2 separate regions of the Homo sapiens genome follow, and region 2 is linked to region 1. A link is an interaction called in ENCODE POLR2A ChIA-PET data of the cell type or tissue named here. Cell type or tissue: CD4-positive, alpha-beta T cell. All regions are shown on one strand. Each heading gives the region's core, and the rest is flanking DNA. Links, peaks and the distances in the headings are about the cores only. Region 1 holds the start of MIR589 (microRNA 589). Region 2 overlaps RNF216 (ring finger protein 216).

Region 1 (7,867 bases), core at 1,994-6,993:
GTCCGAGGGAGGGGCTCGCAGGCCAGGCCAGCTGGGCGTCTGGAGGTGCTGCCAGTGGAAGCTTCCTGGCCTGGGGCCCAGCCCAGCTGTTCCCGCCACCTCCCACCAATACCACTATCCCTTGGAGTACTGGGTGCCGACTCAGGCCCCCAGGGTCCCCCTTGGAGATCTGATTTGGAGGCGACCCGGTGGGCCTGATGCAAGCAGCCAGCCAGTGTCTACAGAGCCCGGCTTCAAGTCACCAGCCGAGGCCATCAGCATCTGTGTCCGCAGCCTGCCTGGTGCACCCCAATGACCCCCAGGCACCCTATCTTCCTCAAACGCTGGTGTGCTGGGCAGCGGATGCAAAGAGGACCCCACACATGGCCCCTGCCCTTGGGAAGCTCAGCTGGACAGGGAGGCAGATAAGGACTGAACACCATGAGAGAGGGCGGTAATCCGGGAGGCTGGTGTGGGGGAGGGAGAGGGCGAGAATCTGGGAGGCAGGGGGTAAGGTGGGCAGGAACTTCAGCCAGATGGGGGCCACTTCAGCCACGACAGATGGGAGGACAGCGCTGGATGGCTGCAGGGCCAAAGGAGGAGGCCGAGGGGAGTGGGGCCAAGCTAAGAGGTTGGCAGCCAGGGCAGGGGGGAGGCCCAAGTCCGCACCAAGGCTACAGTGACAGAGACCAAGACGGGAGAACCCAGGGGAAAGGGGAGGACTTGGGAAAGGGAAGTAGGGGACGACATTCTAGATCCTTCCTGGGGAGTCTGTCCATGCAGACAGAAAGCAGAAGGACAGGCCATGTCTCGAAGTACAGTGGCAGATGTGGGGATGTGGCGCTGCTGAGGACAGGCCCGGGGGGCCCTTGGAGAACCAGGCTGTGGGACTGGGCAAGACCTGGACTGTGGCAGGTTGTGGGGTGCAGCGAGCCCCTGAGATAAGAATCAAGAGGGAGCAGAGAGGCTGGAGGGGAACTCACGTGACTTCAGGGGCTGCCAGGAACTCCCGGGGTGGGGGGAGGAGCCGCTGGAGGGACGGGCTGAGGCGAATGGGGAGGGGCTAGTGTGGACTGAGCTGCGACGCCCCCCCACACACACACTATGCAGGAGTCCTCACCTTGGGACCTGAGGGTGTGGCCTTATTTGGAGGCAGGTTTGTTGCGGATGCAAGGGAGTTAAGAGGAGGATGCATCCTGCATGATGGGGACTCTAAATCTAATGACTGGTTCCTTATAAGGCCAGGTGAAGGCACAGAGATACCCAGACACAGACAGAAGGCGGCCAGGTCACAACAGAGGCAGAGACTGGGGCCACGTGTCCACCAGCCAAGCAGTGCCAGGCGTGGCTGGCAGGCGCCCGAGTTCCTCCTCACCATCCTCAGAAGGAATGAACCATCCCTGCCCATAGCCTGATTTGGGGCCTCTGGGCTCCAGAATCGTGAGACAATAAATGCCTGTTGCATGAAGCCACTCAGTTTGTGATCAATTGTCCTGGCAGCCCCAGGATCCTAGCACAGATGCTGAGGGCAGCCACAGCAGAAGGCGCCACAGGCATGGAGATTCTTCCCTGGTAGGTGACACAAAAAGACCAAGTCACGGCGGGCATGGTGGCTCACACTTATAATCCCAGCCCTTCAGGAGGCCAAGGCAGGAGGATCACTTGAGCCCAGGAGTTTGAGAAGAGCCTGGGCGACATAGTGAGAGCCCAGCTCTACAAAAAGTACAAAAATTATCCAGCCATGGTGGCACGCACCTGTACTCCCAGCTACTCGGGAAGCTGAGGTGGGAGGATCGCTTGAGCCCAGGACTTCGAGGCTGCAGTGAGCTAGGATCGTGCCACTGCACTCCAAGCTGGATGACAGAGCAAGACAGTCTCGATCTGTTGCCCAGGCTGGAGTGCAGTGGCGTGATCTCAGCTCATTGCAAGCTCCCGGGTTCACGCCATTCTCCTGCCTCAGCCTCCCGAGTAGCTGGGACTACAGGCGCCTGCCACCGCACCCAGCTAATTTTTTGTATTTTTAGTAGAGATGGGGTTTCACCGTGTTAGCCAGGATGGTCTCAATCTCCTGACCACTTGCTCCACCCGCCTCAGCCTCCCAAAGTGCTGGGATTACAGGCGTGGGCCACTGCACCTGGCCAAAATTTTTTTTTTAAAAGAATAAAGGAAGTGTGGCTCATGAGAGACTGGTTATTTACTTTTGTGTGTGTGTGCGTGCGTGCGTGCGTGCGTGTGTGTGTGTGGAGACAGGGGTCTCACTATGTTGCCCAGGCTGGTCTCCAACTCCTGAGCTCAAGCAATCCTCCTGCCTCAGCCTCCCAAAGTGCTAGGATTATAGGCGTGAGCCACCATGCCTGGTAGTTAATTTTCTTTTAATTGATTTAAGCAGAAATTCTCAGCCAGGTGCGGTGGCTCACGTCTATAATCCCAGCACCTTGGGAGGCTGAGGCAGGCGGATCACCTGAGGTCAGGAGTTCGACACTGGCCAACATGGCAAAACCCTGTCACTACTAAAAATACAAAAATTAGCCAGGCAGGCCGGGCACGGTGGCTCATGCCTGTAATCCCAGCACTTTGGGAGGCCGAAGAGGGCAGATCACCTGAAATCGGGAGTTTGAGACCAGCCTGACCAACATGGAAAAACCCCATCTCTACTAAAAATACAAAATTAGCTGGTCGTGGTGGCACACACCTGTAATCCCAGCTACTCGGGAGGCTGAGGCAGGAAAATCGTTTCTACCTGGGAGGCAGAGGTTGCGGTGAGCCAAGATGGCACCATTGCACTCCAGCCTGGGCAACAAGAGTGAAACTCCATCTCAAAAAAAAAAAAAAAAATTAGCTGGGCGTGGCGGGGCATGCCCATTATCCCAGCTACTGGGGAGGCGAAGGCAGGAGAATTGCTTGGAGGCAGAGGATGCAGTGAGCTGAGATCACACCACTGCACTCCAGCCTAGGTGACAGAGCGAGACTCTGTCTCACACAAAAAAATAAATAAATAAAATTAAATAAATAATAAAATAAAACATCCAAATTGTCTTTATTTTTCTATATTTGTTTTGTTAAGCTATTCAGATTGTTTTTATTTAAAGATAGTAATAAAATGTTTTCATTACGTATATTTTAAATACCACCTCTCCCTAAAAAAATCCTAAAGTAAACAACCCTTTGCAGACCGGAAGGTGGGAAACGGGAAGGGGTAAAAAAGACGGTGCAGGCGCCGCACCTGCTGAGCTGCAAAGTCACCTCTGGATTTCTCTCCAAAGCAAAAGCAGGAGGCTCCAGACAGCAGGAGATGGAAACGGGGCGTTGGGCAAGGACGGTGCCGTCGTGTGGTCACTAGGTGGCGATGCGGCTCCGTGCTACCCGCCCCAGATCGCCCCGAGCCTCTGGGGTTAAAAACCAAGTCTGCAGAGCGTGGAAAAAAAACCTTTTTTCCACGAGATAACCACATCCACATTCTTCCGCCCCGGAGGAAGTCACCTGTCACAGGTGTTCAGGATGTGGCAGGCCCACGGGAGTGACTGGTCAGGCAGCGGGCCTGGCACGTCTAAAGCTTCCTAGGCTCCCACAGCACGCCGCCTGGGGCACGGCACCCAGGACGGTGGCAGAGCTGACCTGACTCGAGTGACCGGCAGCGTCTGCAGGGAGGATGGGGACGAGGAAAAGGCTCCCACTGCGCCGGGCCTCACCTTTGAGTGAGGATCCAGCCTCCCCATTCTGCTCCCTGAGGGGGCACCTGGGTCTCCTGGTGACTCTGTGGGCATGAAAGGTGCTGAGCTCACAGTGCGGGGGCTCCCATCTGGCCACCCACTGCACGGGCCGTGAGAGCAGCACCCAGGCCTCCGAGGTGTCCCTAGGGTGGCTCCGGGGCCTGGCTCTGAAAAGGATGGCCCGCTTCTGCCCAGACGCTGCCCTGGTCACGCTCACAGCAGCCCGGGTGACTCAGGGTGACACGCTCCCCCGCCCTCCACCGCAAGCAGGGCTTAGCTGGTCTAGGGAAAGAAGGTGTCTTTTCTGCCCAATTTGTAATCCCCTTACTACTGAGGTGTGTCCAAGTCCCAGCCAGAGCGACTCCTTCCTGCACCACCCCCTCCCTGCCAGGAGCCCCAGCAAGCACAAAGCTGGGGGTCACGGTGTGGGGGCTGCCAGTGGCAGCAGGTGGCTGGCGTGGGATTCCAAGCTCTGCCACCAAAGAGACTCCGGCCGCCCCAGGATGCGGCCTCGGAGCATCGTGCCAGCCTCCAGGGATCCCAGCGCCGTTTCCTCTGCACAGCTCCTGCCCACGGGCAAGCGAGTGCCACCTGCTCCTTCCACTGCAGCGTCCGGGCTCCCTTGCCGCAGAAGGCAGGAATCCAGAGGAACGGGGCCAGCTGGCAGCGTCTGGGAACCGGCATTTGTTCTGAACAGGCAGTACCCAGCTCAGAGCAGACGTGGTTCTCAGGGGCTGCTGGGCACAGGCTGGAGTTTGTCCACAGAGATGGCATTATGAGCAGGGTCGGTCTCTCAGGCTGGCCCACAAAACCCACAAAACCCACAGAACCCGCAGGCCTCTCCGCGCCTTCTCCATGGCCCTGCTCCTGAGGAAGGCCCTTGGCCACGGGGATTCCGTCCCAGACTCCGGAGGCCATCGGGGACCATGAAATCACGCTGACCTCGGGAGGCCGGAGACAAGCAGCCATGTGACCTAGGCAAGTTCATGCACTCTCTGGGCCTTACTTTCTTCATCCATTAAGTGGGTACAACTGTGTCGACACTCAGAGGTTGTTGAGAATATCAAAGGGGTCAAGACCTGTACACCCATGAAAAGCACCTGGCAGAGGTCACATGAGCCCAAAGGTCCCCTCCACCCGCGGTGGCTGCCGTCACCTCTGCCTCTTGCTTCCGGAACACCCCCTCCCTCCGGCCAGTGCCTCCCTTGCTGACAGCCTCTGCTCGGTCTCCCTTCCACATTCTTCTTCCTCTTCCTGGCCAATCCTTGTCACGTGTGCCCCAGCCCAATCCGTGGGCTCACCTGGATCCATAGGTGGCTAAAGGCCACCTATGAGCTGAGGACGCCAAAGCAACTCTCCCAGGCCAGACCTCAGCCTGGACTCAGGGCTTGGCTTAGGCCCATCAACTAGGAGGCCACACTTAACAGACTCTCCGGACCGGGCACAGTGGCTCACACCTGTGATCCCAGCCCTTTGGGCGGCCCAGGCAAGAGGATCACTTGAGCCCAGGAGTTCAAGACCAGCCCGGGCAACACAGCAAGACCCCGTCTCTACAAAAAATACAAAAAACTAGCCAGGCGGCCGGGCACAGTGGCTTACGCCTGTAATCCCACCACTTTGGGAGGCCGAGGTGGGCGGATCACCTGAGGTCAGGAGTTCGAGACCAGCCTGGCCAACATGGTGAAACCCCGTCTCTACTAAAAATACAAAAAAAAAATTAGCCGAGTATGGTGGTGGGCACCTGTAATCCCAGCTACTCTGGAGGCTGAGACAGGAGAATCGCTTGAATCCAGGAGGCAGAGGTTGCAGTGAGCTGAGATCATGCCATTGTACTCAAGCCTGGGTGACAGAGTGAGACTCTGTCTCAAAAAAAAAAAAAAAAAAAAACTAGCCGGGCATGGTCGCATGTGCCTATAGTCCCAGCTACTCGGGAGGCTGAGGTGGGAGGATCACCTGAGCCAGAGAAGGTCGAGGCTGCAGTGAGCTGTGATCATGCCACTGCACTCCGGTCTGGGAGACAGAATGAGACCATTTTTAAAAAAAAAAAGTGGGAAAGCCCAAATTTTACATGCATTTTGCGTCAAATTTCTAAAGCAGGGAGATTCTGAAAAGTCGCCCGTCTGGTTCTCAAAGCAGTCGCCCGTCCTGGTTCTCCAGGATGCCTGGGTCAGAGCATGAATAACCACCCCGCTCCCCACGCACGGAGCCTCGCAGTGGCTCGAGCTGAGAATCAAAGCGGCCGATCCAGGGCCTGGTGACTCCACCAGACAGGAAATACAGAGGCTTCTAGCAATCTGCTCTGCCATTTGAAAGTCCTGGGTTTGATCCTGCGCTTCTCAACCCAACACTAACAGGTCTGCAGTGGGAGGAGGTCGAGAGGGAGGGTGGCGCCAAGCTGGCTGCATGGCCGGGGGACTCCAGGGTGTGAGCCTCCAGCTCGGCTGCTCCCGAGCAGACCCGGCCACTTCCTGCCATGCCTTCTGCGGGAGAGGGGAGATTTACAAGGGGCGCCCTTATCTCTACTCTGCATGGCTCCAGGGCCAAGGTCAAGCACCGGTGTTTGCGAGAGACTCAGCTCCCCCTGAGCTCCCACAGCCTCATCTGGGAAATGGGAATGATCAAGGCTGCAATCGCAGCAGATTATGGCAGGGAGGATGGGCTCAGTGCATGGCTCTCAGCAAAGGCACAAGGTGAATGCTAACTATTCTGGGGACAATGACACGTGCCCACGTGCCCCTTAGGCTGGAGCATGACTTCATGTACCCGCAACCCACCCCACCAGCTAAGGACTCACAGAGACACCAGCTCACTCATCTAAGCCCTGCCTCCACTTTCTCCCCCACCCAGTCCCTGGTAGTACTGAGGCTCAAGGCCTTCACTACCTTTTGGGTAATTTTTTTTCTTTTTTCTTTTTACTTTTTTTTTTTTTTTTTTGAGACCGAGTCTCACTCTGTCACCCATGCTGGAGTGCAGCGGCCAGTGGCGCGATCTCGGCTCACTGCAAGATCCGCCTCCCGGGTTCATGCCATTCTCCTGCCTCAGCCTCCTAAGCAGCTGGGACTACAGGCGCCCACCACCACGCCCAGCTAATTTTTTGTATTTTTAGTAGAGACGGGTTTCACCGTGTTAGCCAGGATGGTCTCGATCTCCTGACCTTATGATCCACCCGCCTCGGCCTCCCAAAGTGCTGGGATTACAGGCGTGAGCCACGGCGCCCGGCCGAGGCCATTTTGATTTTTACTTTAAAGGCTCGCCACATGGACAAAGGCCAGGGGGCTTCACACGCTCAGTCAACTCCAGGTACAGACCCCACCTATTCAGGGCTCTTCGCGTGTTCTGGCCTCCCTGGCAAAGTGCTGGGATTACAGGCGTGAGCCGCCACGCCCGGCCCATTTGGGGTAATTTTTCTTTTCTTTGCTTTTCTTTTTGAGAGTCTCACTCTGTCACCCAGGCTGGAGTGCAGTGGTGTGATCTGGCTCACTGCAACCTCTGCCTCCCGGGTAAAGAGCAATTCTCCTGCCTCAGCCTCCTGAGTAGCTGGGACTACAGGTGCCTGCTCCCACGCCCCGCTAATTTCTGTATGTTTTTGGTAGAAACAGAGTTTTACCATGTTGGCCAGACTGGTTTCCAACTCCTGACCTTAGATGATCCGCACACCTTGGCCTCCCAAACTGCTGGGATTACAGGAGTGAGCCACCATGCCCAAACCCATTTTGGGTAATTTTTCAAGATCAGATTTATTGGCCAAGATTTTCAAATTCATCTCAAGTTAACGAATTCTTATTCCTTAAATACTAGGAACGGACAAGAACACCGTTCACTCCACAGCACAATTCAGCATAAATTCATGTTGTGCTTGGCTCTGGAAATGCCATGGGCCCTGGACACTGTCTGGTGTGGAGCTCTCCCAGGCCTGTTGTTCCACCTCCTCCCCGCTCTGGGATGGGTCCTGCTCCTAGTCCCAAGGACCATCACCTCCCAGGAGTCTGTGGTCCCCCTCCTGAGCCGACCTCTCCTGTCTCCTCCATCCTGTGCCCTGAAGTCCATCTGGGATGCCCAGGGAGGCTGCTCCCTCTCCCGGGTGAAACCCCTCGGCACTGTTGCCCACCTTCCTTGTCTGCCCCATCTTCCCTACTCCCTCCCACCTCCCATTGTGCCCTGGACCCTCTGAACCGACT
Region 2 (7,867 bases), core at 646-5,645, 130 kb after region 1:
AGTGTCTTGCTCCACAGTGGCACCTTGGAAGGTGGCACGTCCACCCACCCAGCCAGACATCCTTCAGAGCCAGGGCCTTGATGGGCCACCTCAGTGACTCAGTTACTTTTTTTTTTTTTTTTAATAGATGGGGTTTTGCCATGTTGCCCGGGCTGGTCTCAAACTCCTGGGCTCAACTGATCCACCTGCCTCACCCTCCCGAGTGCTGGGATTGCAGATGTGAGCCACTGCACTTAGCCTCTTTTTTTTAAAGAAAAACAGATGGGGTCTTGCTATTTTGCCCAGGCTAGCCCCAACCTCCTGGGATCCAGTGATGCTCCCACCTCTGCCTCCTGAGGAGCTGGGATCGCAGATGTGTGCCAACACACCTGGCTTCACTGCTTTTCAGCCTCAGAAGGATCAGCTGGGTCTACTTTTCTTTAGCCAGGTGTGGCTTGATTGATTCCTGAGCTCAAACCCACCCCTTGGGACTTCCTCACCATCAAGGAGATGCCAAAACTATATTCAAGGCGTTGAAGGCCTTTCCATAAGCCTGAGATGTGGCCGCGTGGGTGAAGTCAGGTCTATAGCCACCTGAGGGACAGCACCCCCTCCTCTCCTGTGCTGGGTTGAGTGCCAGGACACTCAGGGAGGCCAGCAGAAGCCTGCATGGCCTGGCTGCTGCTCTGTCCTGGGGGCCTGGGGAGGGGCACTTGCCTCCATTCTTTCTTTTCTGTTCCTCTTCAGCCTCCTTCTGGATTTCCTCAATAAGCTTCTCATCATCTTCCTAAAACGCAAGCAATGAGAAGGATGAACCTGTAGCTTCATGCAGTGCTGAGGCCCCGTGGGACAGTGAGGAGGCCGCTTGTTGCTTATGGCCATGGAACAAGCCCGAAGCCTGCTGCTGGCCAGTGGGGCCTGGGCTGCACACCGTTCCTTCCTATTTCCCCGAAGGCCTCCTTCCTTCATCAGCCTGATGGCGTTCCACAAGGAGGCCATCCACAAGGCTGGGCAGAGGGGTCTGAGCATGGCAGGCAGCTGCCTGGTGAGGTGGGGGGATGGAGGGCCTCCATGCACTGAGCTGCGTGCAAGTGGTGGATATGAGAAGGGTTTGGAGAGGGCTGGGTCTGAGTGGGCACAGCCTGAAAAGTTTCAGATCCCAAGTCCACAAGCGCTCGGCATGGCAGCCTGTCTGCAGAGCCTGGAAAAGTCTTGCAGATGTCCTCAACTGAGATGGACAAATGTCCAGTCGGGCCCTGCTTAGCCCCCAAGGCTGGCCTTGGCTCCTGGGCCAGGCCTCGGGGAGAGGAGGAAGGTGCGACAGTGAGGATGGTCCCCCTCGGACCTTGCCGTCTCTTCTCCCAAACCCCATGCTTGGTAGGCCTGAAATAACAAACACAATTCACACTTGGGTTATCCAAGCCTCAGACACGAACCGAAGAGGCACTGTGAGTGCAGGCAGATGTGGGAGCTGTGCTGGGAAACTCAGGGGCCACACTGGGCAAGCCCCAGAGGTTGGGTTTTTGCCACATGCAGCTCCCACACCCCCACCTGCCAGCAGACACCATGGTGGGAGGACCGGGCTGCTGCCTCAGGACAGACCACCCGTGATGCCTGCTTCATGAGTGGCGCTTACCTTAACCCCCCTCCTCAGTGACCCACAAAACAGCTGTGCAGTTTGTGGGACTGAAAGACGATTAACTGGATTGAAAAAACCCGCCAAGTGGGTGCCCATCTTTCCTGGCTGGCTGCAGGGCCAAGGGGCTAAGGTGTGGGCCCGAGGGGGCTGAGGCTCACAAGCAGCAGAGTGGCAACACCGTGGCAAACCCAAACACGCCAACTGCCGGCTCAGCAAGCAGGAAAGAGATAGCTGACTATAGGAGGGCTCTGTTCCCTGAGGTCCTCCAGGAGTTGAGAGCAGCCGAGCTGGGGAGAAGGATGGGGAGGGATGGTGGTCCCTGATATCGTGAGAGGATTAGCAAGTCCCAACAATGCAAGCAGTCTAATGAAAGCACATTTATTTTCCTAGACACGGCGTCAGAGCCTAAATATCTGGCCAATTTCTTTGCTGTGGGTTGGAATATTAATAATGATCAGTTTGGATTTTTTCATGCCGATCTGATGACACCCAGAGCAGCAACTGGAAGGAAGACAATCCTTGGCCCAGTAGAAGATGGGCAGCCCCATCGAGGGCTAACCAACGGACAGTTTGCAGGTTTACTTACTAGGTTATTAATGTCACAGCCAAGACAGAAATGAGTGATTTCCCCACACAATTGTTTGTGAACCGCAAGGATTCTGGAGTTAGGAATTTCCTTCACTAAACGTGCACTGCATGCCTACTCTGTGCTAGACACTGTTCTAAGTTTGCTGATTAAACTTCAGATCAACAATGAAACAGAAAGGCAGATGGACTGAGTAAGTAATTAGATAACACATTCCCTTGGTTTGGTAGATGAAAGATTCTTAGAATAAACTCCCTGGAGATTGGTTCTATCTGCAACAGTGGATGACACTATTAAATTCTCCTACATTCTCTAGGCCTCAGATGCCAAGTGATGGGTTTGGACTAAAAGGTCTCATAAGCTTCTTTCCAACTCTGACACTTGGACATTCTTAAGATACTCAAGTCTGTTTTCAGCAAAAGGAGCCTCCTTGCTGCTGCCTGGCCACGTGTTCTGAGCAAGGCATGAAGAGAGGAGAGGTGACAAAGGTCAAGTTCCCATCATGCATTTCAAGAGTTGCAAAGTGCCCAAGCACACCACAGAATCCTATGTCTGGAAGGAATCCTGAGGGAGCTGTCTCTCTCCAGGGTTAACACATAAGAATTCTCTATCAAAACCCCCAGATGAGGTCATCTAGCCTCTTTGTGAACACTCCACAAGGGGGAACTTACTACCTTCAACATAATCACTAAGTGAGTCAACATGAAGGACTGCAGTAACTCAAGAGGGTTGGGTGGGCAGTTTGAAGGCCTCCATGTGAATATCAAGGTAGATGCTATCAACTCTCTAGACTGGGAGCTGGCAAGCCTCTTCATTTTGGAGCCAGTGGCAGGCCTAAGAAAAAAGACTAAAAAAAAAAAAAAGAAAAAAAGAAATGAACCAAAAAACCCCAACAAATTAAGCGAACTGATCCAGAAAACTGGTGGGAGGATCACTTGGGCCCAGGAGTTTGAGACCAGCCTGGGCAACAAAGTGAGATCCTATCTCTACAAAAAATACAAAATTTAGCCAGGCATGGTGGTGTGAGCCTGTAGTCCCAGCTACTTGGCAGTGATCGTGCTACTGCACTCCACCCTCCACCCTGGGCGACAGAGTGAAACTTGTGTTAAAAAAAAAAAAAAGGAAGAAAGAAAAAAGAAAGAAAGTTGTGCAGCAGGAGGGCCGTGGGCCTACACCTCTTAGCTAAGTGAGCTCGGCAGGTTCCTGAGTATCCCTGCGTCCAGGAAGCTCATCTGTAAATGGGCTGCTTTGTTAAGGACTGAATGAGCTCAAGTATGTAAAGGATGTAGCCCAAAGTAAATGCTCATGATTAGGACACAGGAACACTGAAAAATGACAGGTAGAGAAGTTTCATGAAGAAGTGGTGCACACTGGGAGACACCCACAGTATTTCTTTCAGGGGTCCTCACTCTGGTCCGTTACTAATCACAACCAACAGGACTGCACAACCACCACTCTGCCTCACCTCAACCTCTGCCGCATCTCCTCGATGCAGTTACACCATCAGTCCCCAAGGGACACTTATGGCCTTCGATGGCACAAGGGGGTACCTCAGGAATCATTCATTCCAACCTCTGTAGCACAGAAACTGAGGTCCCTGAGAAAGTACCTTGTTCAATGTTACGGCTAGTTGGCGGTAAACTGGGACAAACACACACACCGGGCCACTCAATGGTCCTCCTGGAGGAAATCCACAGAAAAGATATCCTGAAGGTGTCCCTGCCCCATACACAGCAGCCACACCAGTCAGGACCGTGCTGGACGCTGCAGACACAGTGAGGAGTGTGGCAGCCTTGGCCCTCCTTGTGAGGGCCTCACGTCTCTGCTATGAGCAACGTTCCAACGGGCACCTCTCTCTGAAATTCCACATGGATAGAAGGGGCAATTTCATAGCATTAAAGACTAGACACTCGGTGGTTCACGCCTGTAACCCCAGCACTTTGGGAGGCTGAGGCAGGCGGACCACGAGGTCAGGAGATAGAGATCATCCTGGCTAACACGGTGAAACCCTGTCTCTACTAACAATACAAAAAATTAGCTGAGCGTGGTGGTACACGCCTATAATCCCAGCTACTCGGGAGGCTGAGGCAGGAGAATGGCTTGAACCTGGGAGGTGGAGGTTGCAGTGAGCCGAGATCGCGCCACTGCACTCCAGCCTGGCGACAGAGGGAGACTCTGTCTAAAAAAAAAAAAAAGACTAGCCACTAACCCCCTTTTTTCCCTCAGACTCTCCCCTGATAAAACACGAGGGACAAGAGAGGCTCTCTTTTGGGGAGAAGAGCTCTGGCCCCCTGTGGCACTGCTGAGGCTGAGAGCATGCAGGCCACTGCCTGATTTTTATCACTAAGCTTCCGTGATAAATCCCAGTGCTCCTGAATAAATCCTATTTCAGAACTCCCTCAGAAGGGTCTGAGGCACCTGCATAGGAGCGCGAGCCCAGGTTTCTGATACAGATCGGCGGGGTCTGGAGGACACTGCAGATAGAACCTTCCCAGCCTGCCATTCAGAGTTCTTCCTGGAGAGGAAGAGGGAGCCTCAGAGTCCCAAGGGAATAAAAGTGTCGCATCCTCACCCTCCGAAGACAGCCACCCCAGAGCCTTTCTTCCAATCCCTCCCTCTGCTCTGATCACTCTCCTGATTGGCAAGTGGAATCAAGACCATTTGCCCTTGAGTCCTGTCTTGGGAGTCACGCCCTTAGGAGTCTAAAGACAGTCTGGTTTGTATTTCACCCAAAATGACGGCACTCAGCTACAATGACCTACAATTTTATCATAAATCATGAGCCAACTGTCAGTTATACCTAGATATAGGGTTAGGTGTTTCAGATTTCAACTGTCTCCAACTGGCTAGAGTCACAGGACACTGTGCTTAATAACTTTAATACAACTTAAAAGTTTTTTTTCTTTTTTAAAATAAAAAAATTACGCTTTTAGCTAATATGTTAGACTCTAAAGGGAAGATTTCTTTCCTTTTCTTTGAGACAGTGTCTTGCTCTGCTGTCCAGGCTGGGGTGCAGTGGCACCATCATAGATCACTGCAGCCTCCACCTCCTGGGCTCAAGAGATCTTCCTGCCCTAGCCTCTTGGTAGCTCAGACTACAGGCGCCCACCACCATATCTGACTTTTTTTTTTTTTTTTGTAGAAATGGGGTTTCACCATGTTGCTCAGGCTAGTCTTGAACTCCTGGGCTCAAGCGATGCACCCAACCTTGGTCTCCCCAAAATGTTGGGATTACAGGCATGAGCCATCACACCCAGCTGGAAGATTTCTTTCTTAATTTGGGGAGGAAGTTCCTTCCACAATCAGTTTCTCTGAAGCATTTGAAATTCCTCAAGTCAAGAGTGAAGACAGGCCAGGTGCAGTTGGCTCATGCCTGTAATCCCAGCACTTTGGGAGTTCGAGGTGGGTGGATGACTTGAGGCCAGGAGTTAAGAGACCAGTGTGGCTAACACGGTGAAACCCCATCTCTACTAAAAATACAAAAAATTAGCCAGGTGTGGTGGCGTGTGCCTGTAATCCCAGCTACTCTGGAAGCTGAGGCAGAATTGCTTGAAGCTGCAGGTGGAGATTGCAATGAGCAGAGATGGCGCCACTGCACTCCAGCTTGGGTGACAGAGCAAGACTCTGTCTCAAAAAAAAAAAAAAAAAAGTGAAGACAATTCCAGTGCTTTGGGAGGCTGAGGCAGCAGGATCGCTTGAGGCCAGGATTTTCAGACCAGCAAGGGCAACACAGTGAGAACCCAGCTCTACAAAATTTTAAAAATTAGCCAGGTGTGGCTACTGGGGGGCTATTTGTGGGGCTGAGGTGGGAGGATCACTAGAGCCCAAGGAGGTTGAGGCTGCAGTGAGCTATGATTGTGCCATTGTACTGGCACAACAGGGGAAGATCCTGTCTCAGAAAAAAAAAAGTGAAGATAACTGAATTGTAAACTTAAAAATGGCAAATTTTATCTTATGCTTCACCACAATTAAAAAGAGGGAGGGGCCAGAAGCGGCGTCTTGCGCCTGTAATCCCAGCACTTTGGGAGGCCGAGGCGGGCGGATCACGACGTCAGGAGTTTGAGACAGGCCTGGCCAATATGGTGAAACCTCATCTCTACTAAAAATACAAAAATTAGCTAGGTGCAGTGGCAGGCGTCTGTAATCTCAACTACTCGGGAGGCTGAGGCAGGAGAATCACTTGAATCTGGGAGGCAGAGGCTGCAGTTAGCCGAGATGGTGCCACTGCACTCCAGCCTGGGCAACAGAGCAAGACTCTGTCTCAAAAAAAAAAAAAAAAAAAAAAAGAGGGAGGGAGGGTTTAGGATTGATTTTGAGGTTAAACATGAGGCCTAGTCCCTCATAAGATACTTCTTGGACTTGGGATAAGTGACAGATGGGGTATTGAGTCCATTCTGGAGTCAAGTCCCTCAGGAAACATTCCAGGCATATGAGCATCACCATCCTGTGAAGAGGACACTTGGAAAAAGGCCACGCTACAAATCTAGGACACACCTAGGCTGCTGGGAGAGGGGAAAAATAGAAGGAAAGAGGATGAGGAGGAGCCAGGGGCTGAGCTGGATCACAGCACAACTGTCCTGCTGTCTCGGGGCTGAGTCACAAACAGGAAACCCTGGTGGTAGAGCTGCCTGGATGGCAGGGTGAACTCATTTTAAAGCAGTGCTGGCTTCTTCAAGAGAGGCTGCTGGCGTCACGGGAAGAACTACAACTCTGGGGCTCCAGACCTGGCTTGAGTGCATATGCAGCTCTACCCCCACTACCTAACCTGGAACCCACTCCTTTCCAAAACAGGTTAGGGTGAGAAGCCAATCATCTCGTACCTTTTTTTTTCCCTCTAGACAGGGTCTTGCTCAGCCCAGGGTGGAGTAAAATGGCGTGATTATAGCTCACTGCAGCCTTGAACTCCTGGGCTCAAGTGATCTTCTCACCTTAGGCTCCCCGAGTAGGTGGGACTACAGGTGTGTATCACCATGCCCAGCTAATTTTTAATTTTTCTTATAGAGATGGTGGTGGAGGGGGAGTTCTCACTGTGTTGTCCAGGCAGGTCTCAAACTCCTGGCCTCAAGCCATCCTCCCACCTCCGCCTCCCAAAGTGCAGGGATTACAGGTGTGAGCCACTGCACCTGGTCTGATCACTCTTATAAAGCGCCAAGCACAGTGACAACAACAGTAGTTAACATGCACTGAGAGATTACTATGCACCAGCCCCTGTCTACACACCTCACATGGACCTCAGTTTCACCACAGCTCCCTGAGTCAGGCACTATGAACTGATTGCCACGCTGCAGATGAGGAAACCCTGGCACAGCGAGGTTGTGACCCAGGCAATCTCGTCTCAAAGCCTGAGCTGTTAACCACATAACCCCTCAGGTTTCTGAATCGGAACTTCTGGCAAACCTGACTGGGGGCCTGAGAACACTGCTGTCGGGCTGGGAGCGTGTGTCAGAGGCAACTGTTCTAAGGTGTGCTTTATTCTATAAAGAGTGCAGAAACACAAGAGGGTTCCTTCTGAGAAGAGCAGAATTCTGAAACCTCCTTTCTCCCCTTACAAGACGTAACAGGACAAAACAAAACAAAACACTTCTACTCAAGGAAACAAACAGCCAAAACGCAGAGCAAGGGGCTGTGTTTTGGAAATTTTTAGGGAACAATCCTCCTTTTCT

What was found. ChIA-PET counts read pairs that join two places held together with the same protein. Peaks named below come from ENCODE experiments on the same cell type or tissue, not always from the same donor. Only the 100,000 strongest peaks of a DNase experiment are listed, where the experiment ranks them.
Region 2: POLR2A ChIA-PET joins it to region 1 with 5 read pairs; 5 of 35 experiments call an interaction of 5 or more read pairs at or near these places.

The regions. Positions count from the first base shown.
Region 1 is chr7:5,491,476-5,499,342 of GRCh38, forward strand. The region is part of intron 3 of FBXL18 (F-box and leucine rich repeat protein 18); the gene reads right to left. MIR589 (microRNA 589) reads right to left here and starts at 4,442; the gene lies at 4,344-4,442. RefSeq lists enhancers at 3,586-3,665, 3,736-3,785. In CD4-positive, alpha-beta T cell, for the core only: a CTCF peak has its summit at 3,316 (motif pointing right); DNase peaks (open chromatin) are centred at 3,356 and 3,906; H3K4me3 peaks cover 410 bases.
Region 2 is chr7:5,623,360-5,631,226 of GRCh38, forward strand. RNF216 (ring finger protein 216) reads right to left here. Exons shown (of 17, transcript NM_207111.4): 16 at 697-766. Among named protein-coding and RNA genes, the nearest start is that of FSCN1, 34 kb to the left of the region's middle. RefSeq lists an enhancer at 3,839-4,510. In CD4-positive, alpha-beta T cell, for the core only: no CTCF peak of the experiment used is centred there; no DNase peak of the experiment used is centred there.